3 separate regions of the Homo sapiens genome follow, and regions 1 and 3 are each linked to region 2. The links are chromatin loops, found by intact Hi-C in ENCODE. Cell type or tissue: heart right ventricle. All regions are shown on one strand. Links, peaks and the distances in the headings refer to the core of each region. The heading gives the core; the rest is flanking DNA.

Region 1 (8,063 bases), core at 1,959-6,958, 97 kb after region 2:
CTCCTGCAGGTTGGTCTATCCATGAGCTGAGCTCACGAAGATAAGTGTGGAACCCAGCACTGTTTCCCCAGAGTGCTTTTGCATTTACCTGTTTGGAACAATCTTTTTTGTATGTGCTGGAAAACAGTCATTCCTGTCAACCAGCACCAAATGTCTGCATTGCCTTATCTTTCTTTCGTTTGCTCATAGGTACATGTGGTTCAAATGGTGAGCATGACCACCATCTAGCTTCCTGTTACCCGAGTCCCCCCGGGAGTCAAGATTTACCTCATAGTTCTTACCAAGCTTGATTTATTTTCTTTTTCTTTATCTTTTTTTTTTTTTTTTTGAAACAGAGTCTTGCCCTGTCACCCAGGCTGGAGTGCAGTGGTGTAATCTCGGCTCACTACAACCTCTGCCTCCTGAGTTCAAGCAATTCTCCTGCCTAAGCCTCTCGAGTAGCTGGGATTACAGGCGCCGGCCACCACACCCGGCTAATTTTTGTACTTTTAGTAGAGACAGGGTTTCACCATGTTGGCCAGGCTGGTCTCGAACTCCTGACCTCAGGTGATCCGCCTGCCTCAGCCTCCCAAAGTGCTGAGATTACAGGCCTGAGTCACCACACGCGGACTATTTTCTTTTTCTTTTTAGATTTTAAAATTTATTTTCTTTTTCTTCTTACCTTTCTTAATTTTTTCCTTGAACCAGAACCCAGCTTGATTTCCCCCCAAATGTGCAACTGATAGACCTACTGTAGAGTCTTCATTATAATAACTTTTTACTTTCAAAAAATAAAGGCATTATTTACCTGCAGTAAAATCTATCCTATCTAGTATACAGTTCTGTGATTTTTTTTCTTTTTTCTTTTTTTTTGAGACAGGGTCTCGCTTTGTTGCCCAGGCTGGAGTGCAGTGGTGCAGTCTTGGTTCACTGCAGCCTCAACCACCTAGGCTCAAGCGATCCTCCCACCTCAGCGTCCCAAGTAACTGGGACTGCACTACAGGCAGGCGCCACCAAGCTTAACTAATTTTTTCTATTTTTTGTAGAGATGGGGCCTCATTATGTTGCCTAGGCTGGTCTCGGCTCAAGCGATTTGCCCAGTTCAGCCTCCCAAAGTGCTGGGATTACAGGTATAAGCCACCGCACCTGGCTGACTGGGTTCTGTATTTTTTGACAAATGCACAGTCATCTAACCACCACCACAGTCAAGGTTTAGAACCATTCTATTAATTGTCTTCCCAATTTCCTGGGGACCCTTTGTAGTCTACCCTTGTGCCCACTCCCAGCCTTTGGCAACCACTTAACTGTTTTCTGTTCCTATAGTTGTCCCTTTTTCAAAAGACTATATAAATGGAATCATATAACATGTACCCTCTGAGTCTGGCTTCTATAATTCAGCATGATGCTTTGGAGGTTCATCTACATCATCGTGTGTATTAAGAGTTCTCACCTGGGCGCGATGGCTCATGCCTCTCATCCCCACACTTTGGAGGCCAAGGCAGGTGGATCACCCGAGGTCAGGAGCTCAAAACCACCCTGGTCAACATGGTGAAACCCTGTCTCTACTAAAAATAGAAAAATTAGCTGGGCGTGGTGGCGGGCACCTGTAATCCCAGCTATTCGGGAGGCTGAGGCAGGAGAATTGCTTGCAAACGGGAGGTGGAGGTTGCAGTGAGCCAAGATCATGCTGCTGCACTCCAGCCTGGGTGATAAGAACGAAACTCCATCTCAAAAAAAAAAAGAGTTCTCATCTTGTTACTCGTGAGTAGTATTCCATTGTACAGATGTACTGCCGTTTGTTCAATCTTTCCTCAGTAGAGGGGCATTTAGATGGTTTCCCATATTTTGGCCTTTATGAATAAAGCCACTATAAACGTTCTTGTACAGGTTTTTGTGTTTTTATTAAATAAACAGTTTTTATTTCATTTGGGTATATTTCTAAAAGTGGGATTTTTACTTTATTTATTTATTTATTTATTTATTTATTTTTATAGAAACGGGGTCTTACTGTGTTGACCAGGCTGGTCTCAAACTCCTGACCTCAAGCAATCCTCCCATCTTGGCCTCCCAAAGTGCTGGGATTATAGGCATAAGCCACTATGCCTGGCCAGGATTGGTGAGTTGTATGATAACCGTAGGTTTAACTTTACAAACAAACAAACAAACCTGCCAAACTGTTTCCAAAGAAGCTGTACTGTAGGAGGCTGAGGCACGAGAATCCCTTGTACCCAGGAGGTGGAGGTTCCAGTGAGCCGAGATTGTGTCACTGCACCTCAACCTGGGCAACAGAGCAAGACTCTGTCTCAAAAAAAGAAAGAAAGAAAGAAAGAAAGAAAGAAAGAAAGAAAGAAAGAAAGAAAGAGAGAGAGAAAGAAAGAAAGAGGAAAGGAAGGAAGGAAGGAAGGAAGGAAAGAAAGAAAGAAAGAAAAAAAAAAACAACCAAAGAAGCTCTACCGTTGTGCATTTCCACCAGTGTATGGGAGTTCCAGTTGCTCTGCATCTTAGTCAGCACTTGATGTTGTCTGTTGTCATTTAGTTTATTTTTATTATTTTAACCATGCTGAAATGAATTTTAAAAGTAAAAGTGGCTGGGCATGGTGGCTCACGCCTGTAATCCCAGCACTTTGGGAGGCCGAGGTGGGCAGATCACCTGAGGTCAGGAGTTTGAAACTAGCCTGGCCAACATGGAGAAACCCCCGTCTCTACTAAAAATACAAAATTAGCCAGGCATGGTGGCACATCCCTACTCGGGAGGCTGAGGCAGGAGAATTGCTTGAACCTGGGAGGCGGAGGTTGCAGTGAGCTGAGATTGCACAATTGCACTCTAGCCTGGGCAACAAGACTGAAACTGTGTCAAAAAAAAAAAAAAAAAAAAGGAAAAGTGACCATGGATAAAGGCTAAAATTTATAACTCAGACTCTAAGGCCCTGTGTGAACTGAGCCCTGCCCATTTCACCAGGCCACTCTCTGTTCTCCAGTATCCTTTCAGGTCTGGCTACAGGGCCTTTGCACATGCTGTCTACTCTACTTAGGATGCCATTCCTGCTTTCTGCCTGGCTAATGCCTATTGTCACATGGATCTCGTCCTAAAGGCACTTCCTTGTGGGTATGCCTAGATTCTGTTTCCTTGTTACATGTTTTCGTATCTGCCTTTCTTATTTACCACAGTGGTTCTCAACTGGGAGTGATTTTGCCCCCCAGGGGCCATTTGACAATGTCTGGAAACATTTTTGGTTGTCAAAACCAGGGTAAGAATGCTACTGGCATCTAGTGGGTAGAGGCCAGAGACGCTGCTAAATATCCTACAATGCCCAGAACAGCCTACAGGAATGATCCAGTCAAAATTTCACTAATGCGGAGGTTGAGAAACCTGTATCACAACGTAATCAACTAATTGCTTTTTATGGCTGCCTTCCTGTTCCCATCTCACTCCCCCACTTCCCCATCTAGGCTTCCCTTACCCCCTCCTCGCCATGTGTATTTAGCTGTTTAATGCCTCCTTTTCCTGCTAGAGTATAAAGCCTAAGGGGCAAGGATTGTGTCTGTCTTGTTTTCTATATATTGCGTATCATAGGTGCTTAATAAATGTGTCAAATGAATAAAAGAGCAAATGAAAACTATCTTTCATAAAGCACATCTTTAAGGACACCAGAAAGCTTTCCTCTTGACTTCTGTCTTGGTAACTCTAAATATTATTTGGAAAAAAAATAAACAAGGTGGTGGGGAGGAGGGAGAGGGAGAGAAAAGCAGAGAAGAGGAGGACAAGGAGAAAAGGAAGAGGGAGATAGAGAACACTGTCTTTGTAGACTCAATCTGAGCTGGAATTCCAGCACTTAACTGTCACATAGTCAAGAGCAAGTCACTTTCCCTCTCTGAGCTCGTTTTTCTCAACTGTACAATGGGAATCAGAAAACGAAAGTAACTGTGCTAATGGCTGGCAACTACCCTGCACTTTATAAATGTTAGTTTTGTTCCTTTCTTCCTTTCCCCTCCTTCTCCTAAGTTTCCTGGCCAGCATCAGTGCTCACTCATCCTCCTCAGCCCACTCAAGAGAGCTGCCTGAAGCTAGATGGACAGTTCTATAAATGCTGGTGACGTATACCCAACCTCCGGCACCCGCATCTCTCTGCCCAGAGCCTGTGTGCTTCATGTGCGCATGGCAGGTCACATGTGTGGGAAGGGAAGTGTACTGGAGTTGCTGGCCCCGGGCACCACCTTCAACCGCTGAGAGTGGTCATTGCGGATAAACAGCACAGTTTCCCCAACCCTTCCTGAGACAATCTTGCGGTATACTCCACATCATCCCCTGAGGGCCCCTCTGGGACTGTGCCCCAGTTGCCCATAAAGGTAACTAGCTCTTTTTTTTGTTTGTTTGTTTGTTTTTGAGACAGAGTCTTGCCCTGTTGCCCAGACTGGAGTGCAGTGGCATGATCTTGGCTCACTACAACCTCTGCCTCCCGGGTTCAAGCAATTCTCCTGCCTCAGCCTCCCAAGTACCTGGGATTACAGGCACCCACCGTCACGCCCGGCTAATTTTTGTATTTTGTTTCACCATGTTGACTAGGCTGGTCTTGAACTCCTGACTTCAGGTGATCCGCCCTCCTCAGCCTCCCAAAGTGCTGGGATTACAGGCATGAGCCACTGCGCCTGGCCAACTGCCCAACTTCTAACTGGTAGTATGTGCATCTTTTTCTATGAGTTTTTTGGGTTTTTTCTTCTGGTTGTCAGAGTCAAGCAGCCTAAAGGAGGTTGGAGAATGAATATTCCTTCTCTTCTTTCCAGCTGCCTTCAACCAAGGAATGGATAGAGGTGGTGTATAAATACCCCAGCTTCCTGATTGTTTTGCAGTGGGCAGGTCTATGCAAACTTACCCCAAAGTCCAAGGAAGCTGAGAGGCTGAAGAGATGATGCTGACATACTCAGTTCCTTAGAAAGAAACTTTTAATAGAAACTTAGAAACAGATGCCACGTCTGTGTCTCCTGCGGTGGCCAGACAAGATGGTGGATCCCCACTCCATTATCTCCCAGACCCAGGGCTTCTATACCATAGGAGAGGGGTGGTTCAGAAGGGATGTGTAGAACAGTTGAAGTAAGATAACATCAAGGTTGTTTGACCTAAGGACAGGATATAGAGTCAGAACCTGCTCTTACACAAGGAATAATAGATAAACTAGAAATCTTAGAGGCCTTCTTGGAACAGGGGTTAATCAGAAGCCAACATGGCGGATTAGCTTCCAAGATGGAGTTGCTGATCCTTCAGGTAAGATAACTCTGAGACATGTGTTCTACACAGGTGGAATTAAGCTTCACTTGCCTAGGGCAGTAACTGTCTTGATAACTTGCTTAATATTGGTTGTCCTCCTTTCCCTGGGTCTCTTTTCTTCTCTACTCGTATTTCTTTTGCCTTCCAAAGAAGTGATGTGTCCTTGAGTCTTTGTCTCAGGGTCTGTATCTAGAGAATCTAAACTAAGATATGAGGTGTGCCAACAGGGGATTCCAAACTAAGACACTTATCAATTAGATCCAATTGCAAACGGTCTTGCTTTAAATCTCCCCAAAAGAACAGAATGGGACATGCTGTTCTTCAACTAAACAGCACTCCTGTTTACCATCTGGGGCCAAACCACGGGGCTCCTATTCCCTGAGTGGAAGGACCTCATCTTCCCATGGTATTCACAAGGCTCACACCCCACCTTTTCATACATAAATCACCCCCTTTATTTCACATGAACATCTTTGTTGTATTTTGCAGAAAGTTACCCTTACTGAAACACAGAGGACGCTCTGTTGGTAGCTTTGGAAATGGCCCTTGGGGCTCCAGCTGGGAGCATCTCATGTTCTTGTTCCTACGTAGTTACTTTCTGGGGATAGTCACACATGTTGAATGTTGGCAGGGAAGAGTTACCCTAGTCCAACACTTTCATTTGCCAAAAATAAGTTTTGAGGATGGCTGATGGGAAATCCCACAGTGCCTACCAATGGTATCATGCTACTTTATGCTGTTTTCTGAATGTTCTTTCATTTTATAACGTGAATATAATGAATGTTTGCTGATTTGGGGCCACCCTGAATCTACGGCACTCTCTTCCATGCCAAGTAACCTGAGTTTCCATTTGGGAACCACCCCTTCTGGAAGTTCGCTCCATCAGGAAGTTCCCTTGAGCCTGTAACCCAACAAGGAGCATGTGACTTAGCACCAACGAACCAGAGCAGTGGAGGTACAATAACTATGATGATTGGCTAGGTACAGTGGCTCACGCCTGTAATCCAGTGCTTTGGGAGGCTGAGGCGGGGGGATGACCTGAGGTCAGGAGTTCGAGACCAGCCTGGACAACATGGTGAAACCCCGTCTCTACTAAAAATACTAAAATTAGCCGGGTATGGTGGCGGGAGCCTGTAATCCCAGCTACTTGGGAGGCTGAGGCAGGAAAATTGCTTGAACCTGGGAGGTGGAGGTTGCAGTGAGCCAAGATTGCACCACTGCACTGCAGCCTGGGTGACAGAGCGAGACTCCGTCTCAAACAAACAAACAAACAAAAAAACTACGATGATTGGCTTAGAGATGGGTATGTGGCACAGATTGGTTCAATCAGAGTTCATCTCAGGATTTGTTTAGTAGCTACTAAGAAGGCATGCTTTCTCTTGCTCCTCGTGAGCTTAGAGTGGTTGGGCAGCTAACAAATGCACTTGGCTAACTGAACATCTCAATTCCAGAGGAGCTGTTTATTCCCCCAGCTCTCCTGTTGGGTCACCATGGTCTACTGTGTCCCTTGACTGAAGGATGACACAGCTTCTGTCAGGTAGCCTCTCTGTAGAGCTCCCTCTCTCTGGACCTGGAGACCACTTCTTCCTTTGCTCCTCCAGGCCACTGTTACTATGTGGGGGTGCTAAGGACCCCTCTGTTACTATCTAGCTGTGATAAACTCCCTTTGTTACTATCGCTGGAGTGATGCAGCATCCCTGGGTTCTGTAAATCCCACCTACATTTTGTTATTGTTGTTGTTAATTGTTTATTTATCAAGAGAAACTATTTCTTTTTTCTTTTTTTTCTTTCTTTTTTTTTTTTTTGAAACAGTCTTGCTCCATTGCCCAGGCTGGAGTGCAATGATGGCACAATCTCGGCTCACTGCAACCTCCGCCTCCCAGGTTCAAGTGATTCTCCTGCCTCAGCCTCCTGAGTAGCTGGGATTACAGGCGCACGCCACCACACCTGGCTAATTATTTCTCGTATTTTTAGTAGAGATGGGGTTTCACCATGTTGGCCTGGCTGGTCTCGAACTCCTGACCTCGTGATCTGCCCACCTTGGCCTCCCAAAATGCTAGGATTACAGGAATGAGCCACCACACCTAGTCAAGAAACTCTTTCTTTCTTTCTTTCTTTTTTCTTTTCCTTTTTTTTTTTTTTTTTCAGACAGTCTGGCTCTGTTGCCCAGGCTGCAGGGCGGTGCTGCGATCTCAGCTCACTGCAACCTCCACCTCCCAGGTTCAAGCAATTCTTCTGCCTCGGCCTCCCAAGAAGCTGGGATTACAGGCATGCCCACCATGCCCAGCTAATTTTGTATTTTTAGTAGAGATGGGGTTTCACCATGTTGGCCAGACTGGTCTCGAACTCCTGATCTCAAGCGATCTGCCCGCCTCAGCTTCCCAAAGTGCTGGGATAACAGGCATGAGCCACCACGCCTGACCAAGAGAAACTATTTCTTAGCTGACATATTCATTCATGTTTCATAGTTCAGGAACACAAGTCAGTGACAAACTTCTAGATATTTCAACTCAAAGAAATTCTTCATATTCCAAGATCACTTTGTACTCTGAAAGATACCAGCCTTCCTCATCTCAAAATCTTTTATGGAATCATAATTTCTGTAGAAATCTGCGTATGCCTTCTTTCTTGGTTCGGCCATAGCAATCTTGTAGAAAGCTGCAACCACCAGGGATACCATGAATGCTCCAATAATATGAAATCACAGACGCTTAACCAGAAGGCTATGCATTGGAGGTTTTGTCAAAGCACCAGAAGCCATGGTAGTTACTGTCCTTGATAGGTGTGTAAACTTCAACACCAACATCCTTCCCAGCTGTTG
Region 2 (8,063 bases), core at 1,803-6,802:
CAGGGTGACACCTCGAATGTTCCCACCACAGAATTTCTCTGTACTGGCTTCTACCACGAGAAAGGCAAAATGTGAAAATGCTGGCAAGAGAGTAGCTCGGGAGCTACAGCTGCCGTGTTTTTCATGTTAAAAAGCCACTTAATGTGGAGGTCTTCAGTTCCCTTTGCAGGAAGAGTCGTGAGCACCATCAGGCCCCACAGGGTTTGAGGGTGGGGCAGACGCGCCTCTCTCGGCAAGGTGAACCGGGACAGAGACGGCGGCAGGCTGCCTAAAGGACCGTCACCCAGGCTGTTTCAAGAAGTGTGGTTTCCAGCAGGTGCCTCTCTTCCAAATCACGGTCTGCTCAAGAAGAGTGTTGACTTGGAATGGCGGAGGCTGATCCCAAAGGTGGGGGGCGGGGGGTGTCCCTGCTTCCCTAAATCATGTCCAGAGCGTGAGGTGTGAATATGGCTTCCCATACCCTTGGAATGTCTGAGTTACAGCAAGACCCTGCTGTACCAGGACAGGCTGGGCCTCACCAGGAAGTCACTAGAGTGTCATGCCAGGAATTAGGCAAATGCCTATTCCTGGAAAACTGCACCCTATTGCTGAGCGACAATGACTTCAGCAACAGGCTTAGGAACCACAGCCATGTAATGATCAGGTCATGCACAGGCAGGTTGGACTTGGACATGGGGCACATTAGTAAGCAGAGATCAAAGTTTCTCATTTCAAGCACATATTTTTCATCAGGACACAAGAAGACCTTACATGCATTCTAATACACACGGGGGAGCAGTGATTGAGAACTAGATCTAGCAGATAACAGGGAGGAGAATAAGCGGGACAAAGTAATCTCACATCATGTTTCTTATTAAATACCCACGTGTTCATTATATATTATAGCATTGTTCTATCTTCTCACGTTACCCACAATATCACTAAATAACAACTGCTTACAACCGTCCTCCTTCCCAGTACTGGTCTGACGCAGCAGGCCCATGGCAAAGCCTTCCATTCCCAGTACTACCTGAGGATTTATTATTGTACTTTTTGATAAAGCCCTTGATGCAAGGCTGACATCAAAAAATTTTAATACATTATTGGTTCAAGAAAATGCTAGTGCACTATGGATGCCTTTGGGGAAAAAATTGTTTAAATAAATATGGAGTGGAGAGTTGCTCCCTGCAGATTCAAGGGGGGGGCTGTTGGCGTGCCGCCCGCCTGGGATGCTCCAGGAGGGAGCCCTGGGTGGGGCGAGCCCCAAGACGGGTGTAGGCCCCTTCCCTCTGCGCCGCCAGCATGGTACTCTCTTTCACTCTCCTCAAAAAATGGCTTGTGGATTTGGTACTCAAAGTGGAAGGGGCAAAAAGTAAAAGGATGAGGGGTGAGACACACATCCGGGGAAGATGGGTTTTAGTGCAGAACCAACGTCCGTCCGGGGCCCGGCTCTCTACGCGGTCCGGCGGCCCTTACCTACCGCGGCATGCCTGCTAGTCGGGCGTGGGCTCTGCGGGCAGAGGCGGACAGTGGGTGGAGGTGGAGTGGAGGAGGGTCAGGCTATGTGTTGCTGTTGAACAGGAACTGGAATGAAACCAAACAGTTCAGATGAGCCCAGACCCGCACCTGCAGAGCTGTCGCCTCATGCATGACCCCGGCCACACCCCCCGGCAACTTCAACCTCCGAGGGAGCAAAGGGGGTTTTGGTTTTATTTTTTACAGTAGCCCCCTCTCCCCAAAAATCATCCCCAAGGAAAAAATTGTTTGCATTTTGCAAAACCATCTGATGTACTCAGATGCCACCTGGAAAGAGGTAAAATATTTAAAACCACGAAAAAGTCTTAGGAGGTCATTTCCATGGCCAGAGCTCTGAGGCTAGTCCTCTCTCTTCCCCTTACTTAACAGCAACACACGTCTAACGTGTGAATTTCTGCTGAAATGGCACTTCTCCCAATGAGGTGGAGCCCACTTCTCTGAATTAACAGCGGGTTGACATGCCAATGGCCACCCTGTGGTGACCTCTGACCCCCAGGCAGAGGCCTCGAGGACACCCATTTATGGGGATGGGGTGATGAGGGCTGGTACATGAGCAAGATGGCTGTCACAGGAGGGAGCAATGGAGAAAGGACAATGGAAACCCAGCGGGGACACCCTGAGCAGAAGCAGAGGCAGGTTCTGTTTTTCTAGACGGCCTTTTGTTGCTGTTCTTCTTATAGTGGGAAAGCTCAAAGACCCTGTCCTGGCTCAGTGTGCACACAGCTGAGGGGGGCTTGAGCGCAACAGCGTCCTAACCCTCTTCTCCAAGGGAGTTTACATTCGTAAAAGTTTGGGATTCCTTCCCTGGGAAATCAAATATAAATTATATGGCTGATTACATCACCTAAGGGTATGAGAAAGTTTCATAAGTGCCTACTTTGTTTTTTTTTGTTCCAGAAATAACAAAAAGCTGCTTTTTATAAAGGTTAAAAACAACAATGTGTTGTAACTCTATTTTTTTCCAAAAACAAAGGAATAAAAAAAAAAAGAGAGAGAGAAACAGACGTATTTGGCATTTTCTCTACTTACTCCTGAATAGGTTAAGGCCCTGAGATTAGACTCTTATATTCTTGGGACCAGAGGGCTCCTTAAAACCCCAGTGCATCGATCCTTAATTCTCTTGTTAGCCCTTCCACAGTTCCAGACTTTAAAAACCTTTGATCTGTTTCTTCTGAGACTGGCTCAGATGCACCACAGAACTGAATCCTACCATCGGGCTAGCGGCCAGTGCTCTCTGCACACGAGCATCTCGCCAGCGCGTCTGTCAGTGGAAACATACCCTGTAGCAGAGGTAAGCGCCGGCCGTGAGGACCGTAGCCACGCACATGTTGACCAGGAAGGGCTTCCAGTAACTCAGTGCATGGTCCTCGTCCTTCTCGGGCAGTGACGGCTCCCCTTTGGCTGGGGAGGCAGCCTGGGCACCTCGAAGACTTCCCCCCACGACCCGACTTCTAACTTCAGTGTCTTGACTCATGCTGAGGAATCAGAGGGCAGAGATGGGTTACTCACTTTGGAGAAAATGAATGGCAAGGATGCTGCTATTGTGGCAGGAATTCTAGGAAAAAACAAGCCACGTGTAGACAGAGTTGGATGATGTTAACCTTCCAGCGAGCCAGCCCCCTCTGCTTGGAGGGAGGGCCAGGCCAGGGCCCACATCAGCCTGAAGTCCACTTGTCACCCCCTCCCCCAGGTACTTCAGATAGCACCCACACCCAGGGTAGGGTTCACAAGGTGCCTGGGCGACTGGTCACTGTGAGGATTTATCTGGCTGGAGGACTCACTGGTGTACACACTACTGTATGATTTGCCTTCTCATGTACTGCAATTGCAATGTCTGGCCACATCAGTACACCCAGATCTCATTCTTTAAGAGCTACAGAATATCCCAACACCGGGAGAGAACATAATTGATCAGGTCCCTGGTTATATCATTGGCCTGTCTCTAATTTTTCACTACTACAAACAATGCCACAACAAACACAACTACCTATACACATCTTTACACGCTTGTTTTGAGAGTTGCTGCAAAGTAAATTTCTCCATGTATACAACTGCTGGGTCAAGTATGCACACGTCTTAAAACTTCCCTCCAGAAAGCAGGTACCAAGGGCACAGCCGGCAGTCATCTCCAGCTGGAACTAACACCTGCTCATTCTGCAAACTTTCCGTGCACGGCCACCTACTGCAAGCAGCCTTCCCTGACCACCTCAGCGGACACCTCTATCACATCACTGTCCATGGGCCCCCACCAAAATATGCTTTGGGTCTGCCTTTTTCCCAGCAAGATGGTCTAGAACACAGACCAGGGGACATGTTCTAGTTAACTCAGTACACCACACATATCAATAGGTACTCAATAATGGTTGTTAACCTGCAAGGAAGTAAAATGGGATTTAATCAAGACCACATAAAAAAGGTTACATTCCCCAAAGGACCACTGTGGGGACTGAGGGCACTCAAGCCTGGACATCACATTTCAGGACTGTCCGGAAACCTGGGGGAGGGCGCTGTCGTCAGGGGGGGCAGAAAAACCCTACTCGGTGGCTCCGAGCCCCTCATTCCAACAAGCACCACAAGGTGGCACTAGAAGCCCACAGAAGTGGCTCATGTCCTGCGGCCACCCTGTGCCCAATACCGGACCTCCAGCAGCCAGGAGTGGAGTGGCTGTGGTCCACGCGCCCTGTTCCCCAAGGATGCGGAAGCGCTGCTTGCCAACAGGAGGCTGCATCCACAGGGTTTCAGTACCAGCGTGTGTTTCTAGAACAGAAAGTCATTTCCCCTCACCCCAACAAGCTGGGACCCAATCATATTACCTTTCGATGCCGTAGGGTGCGGCATTTAAGGGGCTTCCTTTTTCTTCCTTGATGGGGCAGTCTTTATCCTCCTGGGTCTCTTCCTTCACCCACTGGTGATTTGGGAAGAACTCCCTGCATTTCCCATTGTGTGGCTCCAGGATTCGTTTGGGTGGCCGGGGAGGTGGGGGGATATGCTCGGGTGGGGGCTCCAGGTCCTCGTGGGAAAGCTCCTTCCACTGATCCTTGAAAGAGCAGCAAGAGGAAGTCCTATTAGTGTTCACTTCGGCTGGTTTGTCAGGAAATCCCTTTGCATGAGCAGAGGTGACGGCTTGGCGAGGGGCTCTCGGCCTCTCAGGGCTGCAGCCATGTACTTGGAAGATGAAATCTTTTGAAAATAAAGTCTCGTCTTCCTATCAATGCTCTCTATGTGAGCACTTCAAAGGCACAAAGTGCAACATGGTGAACATTTTGACAACTTTCTAGCTATTTTAAACATGAAGGGTAGCTATTTCCCCTGACACCAGACGGTGTTTGAACTTTTACAACTGACAGCCTCCTTCAAAGACAAAAAAGTTAAAATGGTCACACCTGGATTCAAACAAAGGCAATGCTGACCTGCACGGAAGAGTCCCCCATGATGAATTTGGCACCTTCGATCACAGCCAGGTAGGAGAAGCGCAGCTGGTCGGCTGTCTGGATCAGCCCCATCCGAAACTTCCTCATTTCTAACAGCACTTTCTTGATATCAACGGAAGAAGGGTCTTTCCTCTTGTCCATCTGAAAGCCAGAGAGGAGATATAAGTCAGCCAGGTCCAATTCTCAAGGGCAACGTTAATAACACCGTTAGATGTCTGTCCCCTCCCAATCTCATGCTGAAATGTGATCCCTAGTGTTGGAGGTGGGGCTGGGTGGGAGGTGTCTGGGTCAGGGGGACAGGTCCCTCATGAAAGGCTTGGTGCCCTCCCTGAGGCAATGCATTCACAAGAGAGCTGGTTAAGAGTCTGGGACCTCCCCCATCTCTTGCTCCTGCTCCCCTTCACCTTCCACCATGACTGGAAGCTCCCTGAGGCCTCCCCAGGAGCCGAGCAGATGCTGGTGCCATGCTTGTACAGCCTGCAGAACCGGGAGCCAGTTAAACCTCTTTTCTTTACAAATTACCGAGTCTCAGGTACGCCTTTATTAGTAACGCAAAAACAGACTAACACAGTGAGTCTCTGTATTTTGGAAGAGGAGCGCTTCAGTTTCTACTTAGGAAAAAACATCACAGCAGAGCAGGTAGAGGAGCTCCCCAGGGCACCCGCGAGGGCCTCCTTACCAGCAAGAGGCAGGTATCAGCCAGACAGAAGGTTCCAGACCTGCCGATGCCTGCACTGCAGTGCACCACAACGGGCCCGTGCTCCGGGCTGAGTGACCCTGACTCTCGGACTTTGAAAAGAAAGTTCAAGAATGAGGCTGGTGATTCAGGGACTCCAAAGTCAGGCCATGTGGTATAGTGGAAATGTAAGATCTCTCGAGTTTCTTGGGTCTGAAAGAGAAAAATACTCATGATGATTCTAAAAGAATCATCTGTACAGAAATCACTAATTCCAAGTACACACAGAGTCACCTTCCACTCTCTACCTCTAAGAGGAACATTCATTCTCAGACTTTCTCCCAGGGTCCACACACCCAGTCAACAAATACCACACCCTGGGGCCAGGCCCTGGGCTTGACACTGAACCTGCAGGGTGCGCCTGCTTAGACTTCATTTCCCTTCGGATTGAAGAGTCCCCTCACCTCTTTTCTCCCTATCACTTCCACTGTCTACATGGTTACAACTGGTTTCTCTCTGTCTCACGAGTCACAATGATGCTGGGCAGCCACCCATAAAATCTTGTCATAAAGCCCTGCAAGGCCTCCCGTGAAAAAGTGAACAAGGAACAGCAGGTGAGGCACTGGCTCTGGGCAACTTTCAGACGGGGGCTTCAAGATGATCTGGAGGTTTCAGAGGATTGTCACTTTAGAGAAAAAAGTAGCAGACTTGGTCTCCAAAGACTGGTGACTCCAAGGTGTGGCTCAACACCCAGCTGAAGAGGCAGTCAATGCGAACGGCATCAGCCCATGAACCGAGTGTGTCCTACGTGCTGGCGCTGCGCTCTCCCACCAGCTGCTCCAGGCAGGCACTCCCATCCATTTTCCGATGAGGAGGTGGATGTTTGGAGGCAGAGAGTCCATGCTGAGAGCCTGCTGCAGACACGTTTGAAAGGTGGACCCCAGCCCTTGTCCCAGAATGTCTCTTCCGTGGCTGGGTCTGCCCCAGAGGAACAGAAGCAATGGCCTGGCGTCTGTTTCCAGCTCTGCTCCTTCCTTGAGGCTTCTGGCGGCTGTGATCAAAAGGCAGCCCTCACTGGGGGGAGTACGCAACATCTTCAATGACCTAAGAGCTCCTAGTAAATGGGAACCAGTCACTTGGTAAGCAAGGCCCTGAGAGGGAAAGGGCTCTGGAAGTGAAAGTCTCCTAACATGGGCCCGGGAAGACAGCCACAGACAGGAACCATACCAGCCTGGAGAGTTTCCCTGTGGCCCAGTGCCAGGGCCACCTGGCGAGCAGCTGATGGCAGAAGGATTCAGGCCAGAGATCTGCTCATGATGCCTTCCTTCACTTGACGAATGTCCACACTATGCCAATCATGTGCCAGTCACTGTGCCAGGGAGGCGGGGGCAAAGACACCACCTCACCCTCACAGAGCTCATGGCATAGTTACTAGGACCTCCCCCAACTCTGCTGGGATGAAAATAATACATATTTAACCCTGCCTCAGCCATTAAATACACTAGTAAATAATATTTAATGTTCATTAAATATTAAATACAGTATCTTGGCACAGAACAAGGAGAAATTTGTGTATGTTAGGATAATTGCTAGACTCACACTAGGCAATTCCATCATTCTTTCCTCTCTAGAAAATGGTATCCATATAACCTTAATGACATTAAAGAAGAAGAAATACCTCTTCTATTTGGTGGGTGGAGGCAGGTGGGGAAGAAAAGGACTTAAAATGTATTTTTAAAAAATTATTATTATTATTTTGAGACAGAGTCTTGCTCTGCCGCCCAGGCTGGAATGCAGTGGCATGATCTCGGCTCAATGCAACCTCCGCCTCCTGGGTTCAAGCAATTCTCTGCCTCAGCCTCCCGAGTAGCTGGGATTACAGGTGCCCGCCACCACGCCCGGCTAATTTTTTTTTTTTTTGTATTTTTAGTAGAGATGGGGTTTCACCATCTTGGCCAGGCTGGTCTTGAACCCCTGGCCTCGTGAACCACCCACCTCAGCCCCTCAAAGTGCTGGGATTACAGGTGTTAGCCACCGTGCCCGGCCGTTAAAATGTATTTTAAAATTGAATAAGAAGCAAGCATGCCAAATGCAAGTTTTCCTTTAATCCTTGAAGGTGTGGGTTACCGCCCACTGACACCCTCCCTCACACCTGCTCACCTCTTTCACAAGGAACTCATTCCAGCCTTGTGCTAGAACAGACAGCTATGGCTGAGAAAAGCCTTTTAAAAACAAAGTCTGTTGGAGCAAACAGATCCTAACATCAAAACCTCTGAGCTGGCTGTATTCACTCTGCCAAGCAAAAAGCGCACAGCTCTTCTGCTCTGTTGAAATTCAGTTTCCCTCAACAAGCAAATAGTTTCCCAGAAGTCACTCTTAATGTCAGGCTTGCAAATGCTAAAAAGCATTCTTTTAAAAGGCTACTGCATAAATCCTCTAGC
Region 3 (8,063 bases), core at 1,805-6,804, 180 kb after region 2:
CCTCTTTCTCCTCTGTCCATCTGTCACCTCTTTCTCTGTCTCTTCTTTCTCTGTCTCTGTCTCCTCATCGTTTCTCTCAGGCTGCTCCCTGACTTTCTTTCCTCTGCTCCGGTCATCTTTGCAAGATATCAGTAAGAGACAAGAATACGAGGAAAAACCCTGGGCCGGTGGGCAGAGAGCAAGGTCGGGGCACAAGGACAGCTGGGCGCAGGGACAGGCAGTGACTGAATGTTCTGTTTTGGAAAGACAGCTCTGGTCAGGGGCGAAGGTGGCTGACCACGAAACCCGATAACCTGGCCAAACTCTGCTCTAGCCAGTCCTCTGGCTGGCAGCTGTGACCTGGTGGATGCTGCCCAGAATTTTCCTAGAGGGAGGGGGAAGAAGGGGGAAAATGGTCTGTGGGCAGCTTCTTCTCTGTCAAGTGGGACTCACAGGAAGAAATGGAAATAAGTGAATTCTTAAGGGAGACCTCAGTGTGGTTCAGAATAGGAAAGCCCTGCTTGTCTGTTCGTGGTTTGCTAGGTTTTCACAATCCAATAAGTGCTCCCCGTGTGCCAGACTCTGTGCCTGGGATGACATTGCCAACCCTCTCCTGCAGGGTGTTGTGATTTAAGACCATGGACTCTGGAGCCAGACTGCCTGAGTTTGAATCCTGGCTTTGCAAATTACTTGTGACTTTGCACAAGTTACTTAACCTCTTTCTTTTTTCTTTTTCATTTATTTATTTATTTATTTACTTTTTTTTTTTCTTTTTTGAGACTGAGTCTTGCTCTGTCGCCCATGCTAGAGTGCAGTGGCACAATCTCAGCTCACTGCAACCTCCGCCTCCCGGGTTCAAGTGATTCTCCTGCCTCAGCCTCCCGAGTAGCTGGGACTACAGAAGCCTGCCACCATGCCCAGCTAATTTTTGTATTTTTAGTAGAGACAGGATTTTGCCATGTTGGTTGGTCAGGCTGGTCTTGAACTCCTGATCTCAGGTGATCCACCTGCCTTGGCCTCCCAAAGTACTGGGATTATAGGCATGAGCCACCGCACCTGGCCAACCTCTTTCTTTTTTTTAAATTTTACTTTGAGACAAGGCTGGAATGCAGTGGCACAATCACAGCTCACTGCAGCCTTGACCTCCTGGGCTCAAGCAATCCTCCCACTTCAGCGTCCCAAGCAGCTGGGACTATAGGTATGATCCAGCACACCCAGCTAATTTTTTGTTTTTTGTAGAGATGGGGGTCTTGCTATGTTCCCCAGGCTGGTCTCGAACACCTGGCCTCCCAAAGTGCTGGGACTACAAGCCTAAGCCACTGCTCCTGCCCCTTAACCTCTTTCTTTATGGGTAAAATGGGAAGGAAATATCATCTCTCCCACACATTTGAGGTAGATACTAATATTAGTTAATATATGTGAAGTGTCTGGAATAACGCATGGCATGTAATAAATGCTCCACAAAACACAAGCTGTTATTAGTTTAGTTCTGCAATTAGTTCTGTGAATGCTGAGGAGGCAGAGGGAGTGAAATTCAAATGCTAGCTCCATCCCTTCTTAGCTCTAGGACCTTGGTGAAATCTCGTAGCTTCTCTAGGTGTCCGTTTTTCTTACCTGTTAAGCAAAGATGATCTTAGTACTCGCCTTGCCAGGTGGTTGAGAGGGTCTATGTCTTTGTAAAGTGCATGGGTGCATGGAAATAATTCACTTTATGGGGGAAGAAAATAAGTCCCAAAGAAGTTTATTTCTTTATTTCCATACGTCCAGCAGGCCCTGAGCACCTCCTGTGTGCCAGGTCCCCAGAATGCCTACAACAAGCTGGGGCCTGTGCTCTTTCTGTCCTGGAAGACAGCAGAGGGCAAGGTGGAGATAGTGCATGCCCCCTTGGCGCTCACCTTTAGTCCTGACCAGCTCTGTGAGATGGGGTGGCAGGTATGACCACCCCGTGTCACAGAGATGGAAACTGAGATCCAGAGAAGTGAAGAAGCTGCCAGGACACAAGGTTCATGTGCACCTGCTCCTCTGAGCGGCTTCTCTGAACTTCTGTAACAACCCCACCACTGTCTATCTCATCAAAGCCACCTAGGGCCTCCATCTTTCTCACCCTCCACTCTGTGTTCCTATCTCGGTCTCTCCAGCACCTGGCCCAGAGCTGGCCTCAGACATGTTGATTGTGCCAGACAAAATCTACGAGCCCTGAGAGCGGGAATCCGTGCAGCTGTGCAATGTGTCACTTCTCCTGTCCTCCTTCTGCTTCCAGCAAGAAGAAAATGCAGTGCGGCCATTGACCCCTGAGCACCCCCCTCACCACCAAGGCAGGAAGCGGGTGACAAGCACAGGCAGTGTGGAGGAGGGGACAGAATGGGGTCTGGAGTCCCAGAGTTCCACATTCTCAGTCCTGGCTGTAACTGTGGACATGGCTTTTCCCCTCTCTGAGCCTTGGTTTTCTTATCTGTAGAATGGGTACAATCCTTGTGATACCCCTTCTGTTGATATGCAGAATAGAGGAAGCCTGGGTATAGAACTAGGCACAGGAGAGGTACTCAGAAAACGGCAACTGTTTCTTTTATGTGGAAGGGGTGGCTGAAGCCCTCTCCCCTCACCCAATCTCTCAAGCCCAGTTTGACTCCTCATAGCCAAGGGTGAGATAGTAAGTGTAGTGGTTAACAGCATGAGGCCTAGGCCTGACTGCCTGGGATCATATCCTGCCTCTACCACTTGGAGCTGTGTGATCCTGGACAAGTGACTTAACCTCTCTGGGCCTTTTTTCTCCATTTATGAAATAAGTGTAATAAGAGTCCCCAGCTCCTGGAACTGCTGTGATGATCAGATGAGTTCACAAAGTTTAAGTAAAGGGCTAGGATCCTGCCAGGCACATGAGTGCTATAGAAGCGTTTGTTGCTCTTCAGGAATCGAGGGGAGGAGGGACCTGGTGGCTCCTGCAAAATTTACAAGGGACTCAGGGACAGGGATGGGAAGGAGGAGCTGGAGAAGAATCCTGATGTGAATCAGCAGGGAATTTCATAAAGCAAAGCCCACTGTATTGAGGATGACCTTCACACAGGATCCGGTGCCCCCCGGGGAAGGGCCGCCGCCTCACTCCCATCCTTCCCAGAGCCCAGCTTGGTGCTTGGTCATCTCTGTAAGGCAGAAGCTCCATCCTTCCGGCTGCTCTATCTGGAACCTTGGAGCCATCCTTGGCTTTTATTTTTAGATTTTAAGTTCCGGGGTACATATGCAGGCCGTGCAGGTTTGTCACATAGGTGAACATGTGCCATCGCGGTTTGCTGCACCCATCAACCCATCCCCTAGCTATTAAGCTCGGCAAGCATTCGCTATTTATCATGATGCTCTCCCTCCCCACCCCCACAACAGGCCCCAGTGTTGTTCCCCTCCCTGTGTCCATGTGTTCTCATCGTTCAGCTCCCACTTATAAGTGAGAACATGCAGTGTTTGGTTTTCTGTTCCTGTGTTAGCAGAAACCCAAACATCCTTGGCTTCTTGATTTCTATTGATCGCATCTAGTCCAGCAGCATATGCCCCAGCAGCTCCACCTTAGAACAGATCAGGAGTCCAAGATCCGTTCTCCCCGCCTCTTCACCTCCACAGCCACCCCTTGGGCCCATTCACCATTCTCTTCTGCATGAACCACTGCAGTCACCCTGACTGTCCCCTTCCCCCTGGCTCCTGACAGCCCATCCTCTACACCCAGCTGGAGAGATTCTTTCAGAAACGAAGTCAGACTGTGCCCTCTTCTGTTCAGAACCCTCCATGGCTCTCACCTACCCCAGAGGAAAGCTAAGTCTTTCCTTCGACGTGCAAGGTTCTATGGGCGCTGCCCTTCACCCCTCTGAACTCACTTCCTCCCACGCTGCCCCTCACTCATTCTGCTGCAGCCACACTGGCCTCTTCTCTGCCATCCTCGCTCATGCCAGGCACGGTCCGGCCTCGGGCCTTTGCACTTGCTGTTTCCTCTACCAAGAATGCCCTTCCTCTGGAAATCCCCATTGCCCAATCCCTCATCTCTTTCAAGCCGTACTCAAATATTTGCTCAGTGAGACCTTTCCTGCCCTGCACCCCCACTCCCTATTTAGATTTATTCCTCTCTGATGTTCCCCTCCTCCTTCCCCGGCTTATTTTTCTCCTTAGTACTCACTGCCATTGGAAACATGATCTATTTAATTTACCTGTGAAGGCTGATGCCCCCTTCCTCCCCCATTCCGTAATGTCAGCTCCACGCTGACGGGGACATGTGTGTTCTATTCACTGTTGCATCCTAATACATTCAGGTGATGGATGATACGAGTCTAGTGTGTTACCTTGGACACTGATGGAGGCAAGACTGTTAGGGTGAGGGTGGAAGCAGGAGACCAGGAAGGAGGCTCCTGCAGGGGTCAGGTGAGAGAGGTGGGGCTGGGCCAGGGCAGGGAGGGGCGGCTGTGTTTGGATGGAGCAGCAAGCACCAGGTGTGGGGGTGAGAGAAAAAGAGGAGTTGAGGATGATGCCCTGGTATCCGCCCTGAGCATCTGGAAGGATGGGCTGCCCTTGACGGAGACAAGCTGTGGTGGGAGAGCGGGTTTCGATCCTGGACAAGTTCCATGGGAGCTGCCTCCTGAGGCTTGCTAAGGCCAAACGCTGTGCCAGGGACTCGGGAACAGCGGCGTGACACAGAGCCTGCCTTCTTGTCACTCTTGTCTCATGGATTGGCATGGCAGCATTGCCACTTGCTGGGAAACACTGAGCCAGTGGCACCACTCCTGAGCCTCAGTTTCCCCATCTGGATGACAGTCCCTCCCTCCCAAGGCCTGTGTGCAGCTCCATGAGCTCATGCCTCTGACGTGCCTGGCATCCAGTGGGCGCTCCAGCAGAGCTTGTTCCTTCCCTGTCCAGCCCCCATGCTGGCTGTCCCCCAGGAGACTGTGCTGGGAGCGTTATTTTTAAGCCTGGCTCCAGCGGGCTGGGCCATGGTTCTGAAGGCCGTGGGGAGACCACAGTGCTAGCAGCATCCCGGCTTTCTTGATGCCAGGAGACCGCGGCGTGGAAACATCAGAGGAGGCCGCCCTGTGTCCATGCCCTGCCTGGTAACCCTTTATGTGAAATTATGTCATGTCACCCCATGCTGTTTATAAACATCTCTGACCTTTCCCAAGCAGGGCTGTGGGGGAGGGGGCTGCACCTACTCCTCCCACTCCCCACCCCCGCACGCCAGGACCTGCTAGTGACCCCTCCCATTAGCCCACATCACACAGAGCAAAGTGGGTGCACTGGCCTCCAGCCAGCGTTGGCCTGGTTGTTTCAACACCTCCAAGCACCTCGCAGCTGACCAGCCCTGGGGTATTTTTAAACCCTGGCCTCGGCCAACCTCTTTGTCACATTCCGGTCGGGGCTTGAGTTTAGTGCGTGCCCCAATTCGGATAGCTGGGTGGGGGCTGGCATTCACTGGACAACAAACATTTCATCTAGTTCCAGAACCTGTGGACCTACTATGTACCAGGAGTGGGGACCCCGGGGGGCTCCCTCACAGAGCCTGTCCCCAAGGTGCTCACTGTCTGGCAGGGACACTGTGACGGGCCCACACTGTGACAAGTGCTAAGATGGAGGCGAAGATGGCAGTTGCAACTTAAATATCCGCAGGCCCAGCAGGTTACGTGAACGAATGAAGTGGGCGTGGTGTGAGACTGCGGGTAGGGGTGGGGCCTGCGGAAACTGGCGAGCCCATGCCCAGTCTGAAGGGGCTGGCTGCGCGCCCCTCCGCTCCAGCCTCTGTTGTCATAAGGGAGTCGGGTCCAGAGCTTCTGATTTTCCAGGAGAAGCTACACATCTAGGTTTATGTGAGATTTCATAAAAAAAAAAAACAAAACCCTTGACTTTTAAACGTTGGCAATAAATTTTGTAAAAATGTCCAAAACATTCTGAGAGCCAAATGACACCTGCTTGTGGGCTGGACTCAGCCCATGAAGTCAAGTTGAGGCAAACAGTTTGTGCTCTCTGATGCAAACAGGTGCACTATAAAATAGTCAACAAATGCGGCCTGAACACCTACCCTGAGCTCCTTCTACTGTTCCAGGCCCCAGGAAACGGCCGGGAACAATGTGGAAACATCCTTGCCCTCGTGTCGCTTTCAACCAGTGGGGTTGCTGGCACCACCTCCTACTGGCTCACGAATTCTGCAAGCTAGTTGTCACACACAGCCATCGCTAAGAATTAAATTGCACGAACTTCCAGTTAAATAAGTTACAACAAAAACAAAGGTAACAACTGCTCACAGATCACCACTTTCTCACCATTTCACTGTTCTCTGTGTTGTTGAAGTGATTGACGTCTGTTGTGTTGTATCATATCATATGCCATATCCCACGGTGGAAATAGTACAACAAGTTCTTCCCAATGCCATGCTCAGTAAGTCACACTGGTAGCTCCAAATGGACCATGGTGGGACTATTTACACCACCGAAATGGATACATGTAAAAATCAGGGCTCCCCCTTGTTGAGAAGGTGTCATTAAACATTTAGCAGTAAACCAGATTTTTTTTTCTTTTTTCTTTCTTTCTTTTTTTTTTTTTTGAGATGGAGCCTCAGTCTTGTGGCCCAGGCTGGACTGCAATGGCGCCGTCTCAGCTCACTGCAACCTTCGCCTCAGGGTTCAAGCGATTCTCCTCCCTTAGCCTCCCGAGTAGCTGGGATTATAGGCACAAGCCACAAAGCCTGGCTAATTATTTGTATTTTTAGTAGAGACGGGGTTTCGCCATGTTGGCCAGGCTGGTCTCGAACTCCTGACCTCAGGTGATCCACCCGCCTCGGCCTCCCAAAGTGCTGGTATTAGGCGTGAGCCACTGCGCCCAGCTGGTTTGTCTTTTGAAATATTTCCTCTGACTGTGTGGATTGAGTGGAGCAAAGCTGGAAGCCAGGAGACCAGGGAGGAGGAGCTCACTGCCACGGTTCAGGTGGGCAAGGACAGTGGCAAGCCTGCACCTCGGTGGTAGCTGTGAAAGTGGCAACAAGGGCATGGATTTGGGATGTATTTGGCAGTCAAGTCAGCAAGATTTGGGATGTGTGGGGTGAGGGAAACAGGAACCAAGGGGCCACCAGGACCTGGTCTGAACAGGGCAGCACTGTTTCCTGAGCTGGGAAGACAGGTGGGCAGGGCTGGGGTTTCAGGAGGGAAATAAATGGAGTATTCCGCTTTGTGAAGTTAGGGGCCTGCGTGAAACCTACATGGAGGTGTCAGCTCACCAGCTGGGCTTTGTAGTCTAGAGTACAACGTAGTTCTGGAAGCAATGTCCCTCTGTCGCAGTGGCAACCCCAAGTAGGGGGCTGGGGGGATTCTGGGAGGGCCTCACAGTGTAGGAGTCCTGAAGTACCAGGAGAAGAAGCACGTGGTAAGAGAACCATGGAGGAAAGGTGGTCCAGGAGGAGGGCACAGCAGGGCCAAAGGCCTGGAAGCAGGGCAAAGCACGTTCTTTTTGGAGGGGATCCAGTGGTGGGAAAGAAGGCTACAAAGGCAGAGGATAGATCACAAAAGGCTGCTTCTTTCAGCCAAAGGAGGCTGCAATGTACCCTCAGGGCACTGCGTTGAATTGTAAGCAGGTGCAGGCCAGGAGGGCACTTTACCAAGGAAACACTGCATTGACTTTGGGCCTTGAGGTGCCCCGGCATGCGAGCCTCTGCCCTCCCCTGCCCGCCAGGCCCCCAGCACCCACCCCAGCATACACAGCATAGCGGCCTCCAAGTTAGCCCAGAGCCTTTGCCAACCCAGCCAGTTTCTTGCAGATTTCTTGCCGATGAACCAGGAAAACAAAATAACCCCAATGGCAGGAAGAAGGGTCAAGGGAATATTCAGGGATGTTGGTGTCTGAATTTCCATCAACAGGAAGGCCCAGGAGGTTACCTTCTGGGACAGGGGGTGACTGAGGGGTGCACGATACGGCGTGGACTTAGGTGTTGACGGGGTCTTTGTAACCAGTCCTTGTGGGAGGGAAAGGAGGGCGTGAGGCACAGCTCTGCAGCCTGGCCCTGTCCTCTCTTAGGGCCGGAGTTCAAAGGCGGGTTTTTCTGCCACGCATCCAGCGGGTTTTTCTGCCAC

The links. Hi-C counts contacts between places; a loop is a spot of excess contacts. Peaks named below come from ENCODE experiments on the same cell type or tissue, not always from the same donor. Only the 100,000 strongest peaks of a DNase experiment are listed, where the experiment ranks them.
Region 1: it touches region 2 in a loop (3-fold over the local background); 86 of 110 quality-filtered maps call a loop at or near these places.
Region 3: a loop joins it to region 2, with 2.6 times the contacts of the local background. A loop is called at or near these places in 7 of 110 quality-filtered maps.

What each region holds. Positions count from the first base shown.
Region 1 is chr20:50,479,707-50,487,769 of GRCh38, reverse strand. It overlaps the pseudogene COX6CP2. Among named protein-coding and RNA genes, the nearest start is that of PTPN1, 27 kb to the left of the region's middle. RefSeq lists enhancers at 3,789-3,898, 3,939-3,988. In heart right ventricle, for the core only: no CTCF peak of the experiment used is centred there; a DNase peak (open chromatin) is centred at 4,129; H3K4me3 peaks cover 1,065 bases; H3K27ac peaks cover 1,692 bases.
Region 2 is chr20:50,576,192-50,584,254 of GRCh38, reverse strand. PTPN1 (protein tyrosine phosphatase non-receptor type 1) reads right to left here. Exons shown (of 10, transcript NM_002827.4): 6 at 5,626-5,835; 7 at 4,926-5,087; 8 at 4,329-4,552; 9 at 2,795-2,990; 10 at 1-1,563. The coding sequence ends at 1,540. Among named protein-coding and RNA genes, the nearest start is that of MIR645, 5.6 kb to the left of the region's middle. In heart right ventricle, for the core only: CTCF peaks have their summits at 3,885 and 4,098 (motif pointing right); a DNase peak (open chromatin) is centred at 4,094; H3K27ac peaks cover 915 bases.
Region 3 is chr20:50,396,259-50,404,321 of GRCh38, reverse strand. No RefSeq gene overlaps it. Among named protein-coding and RNA genes, the nearest start is that of LINC01271, 79 kb to the right of the region's middle. In heart right ventricle, for the core only: a CTCF peak has its summit at 3,756 (motif pointing left); DNase peaks (open chromatin) are centred at 4,911 and 5,256; H3K27ac peaks cover 3,909 bases.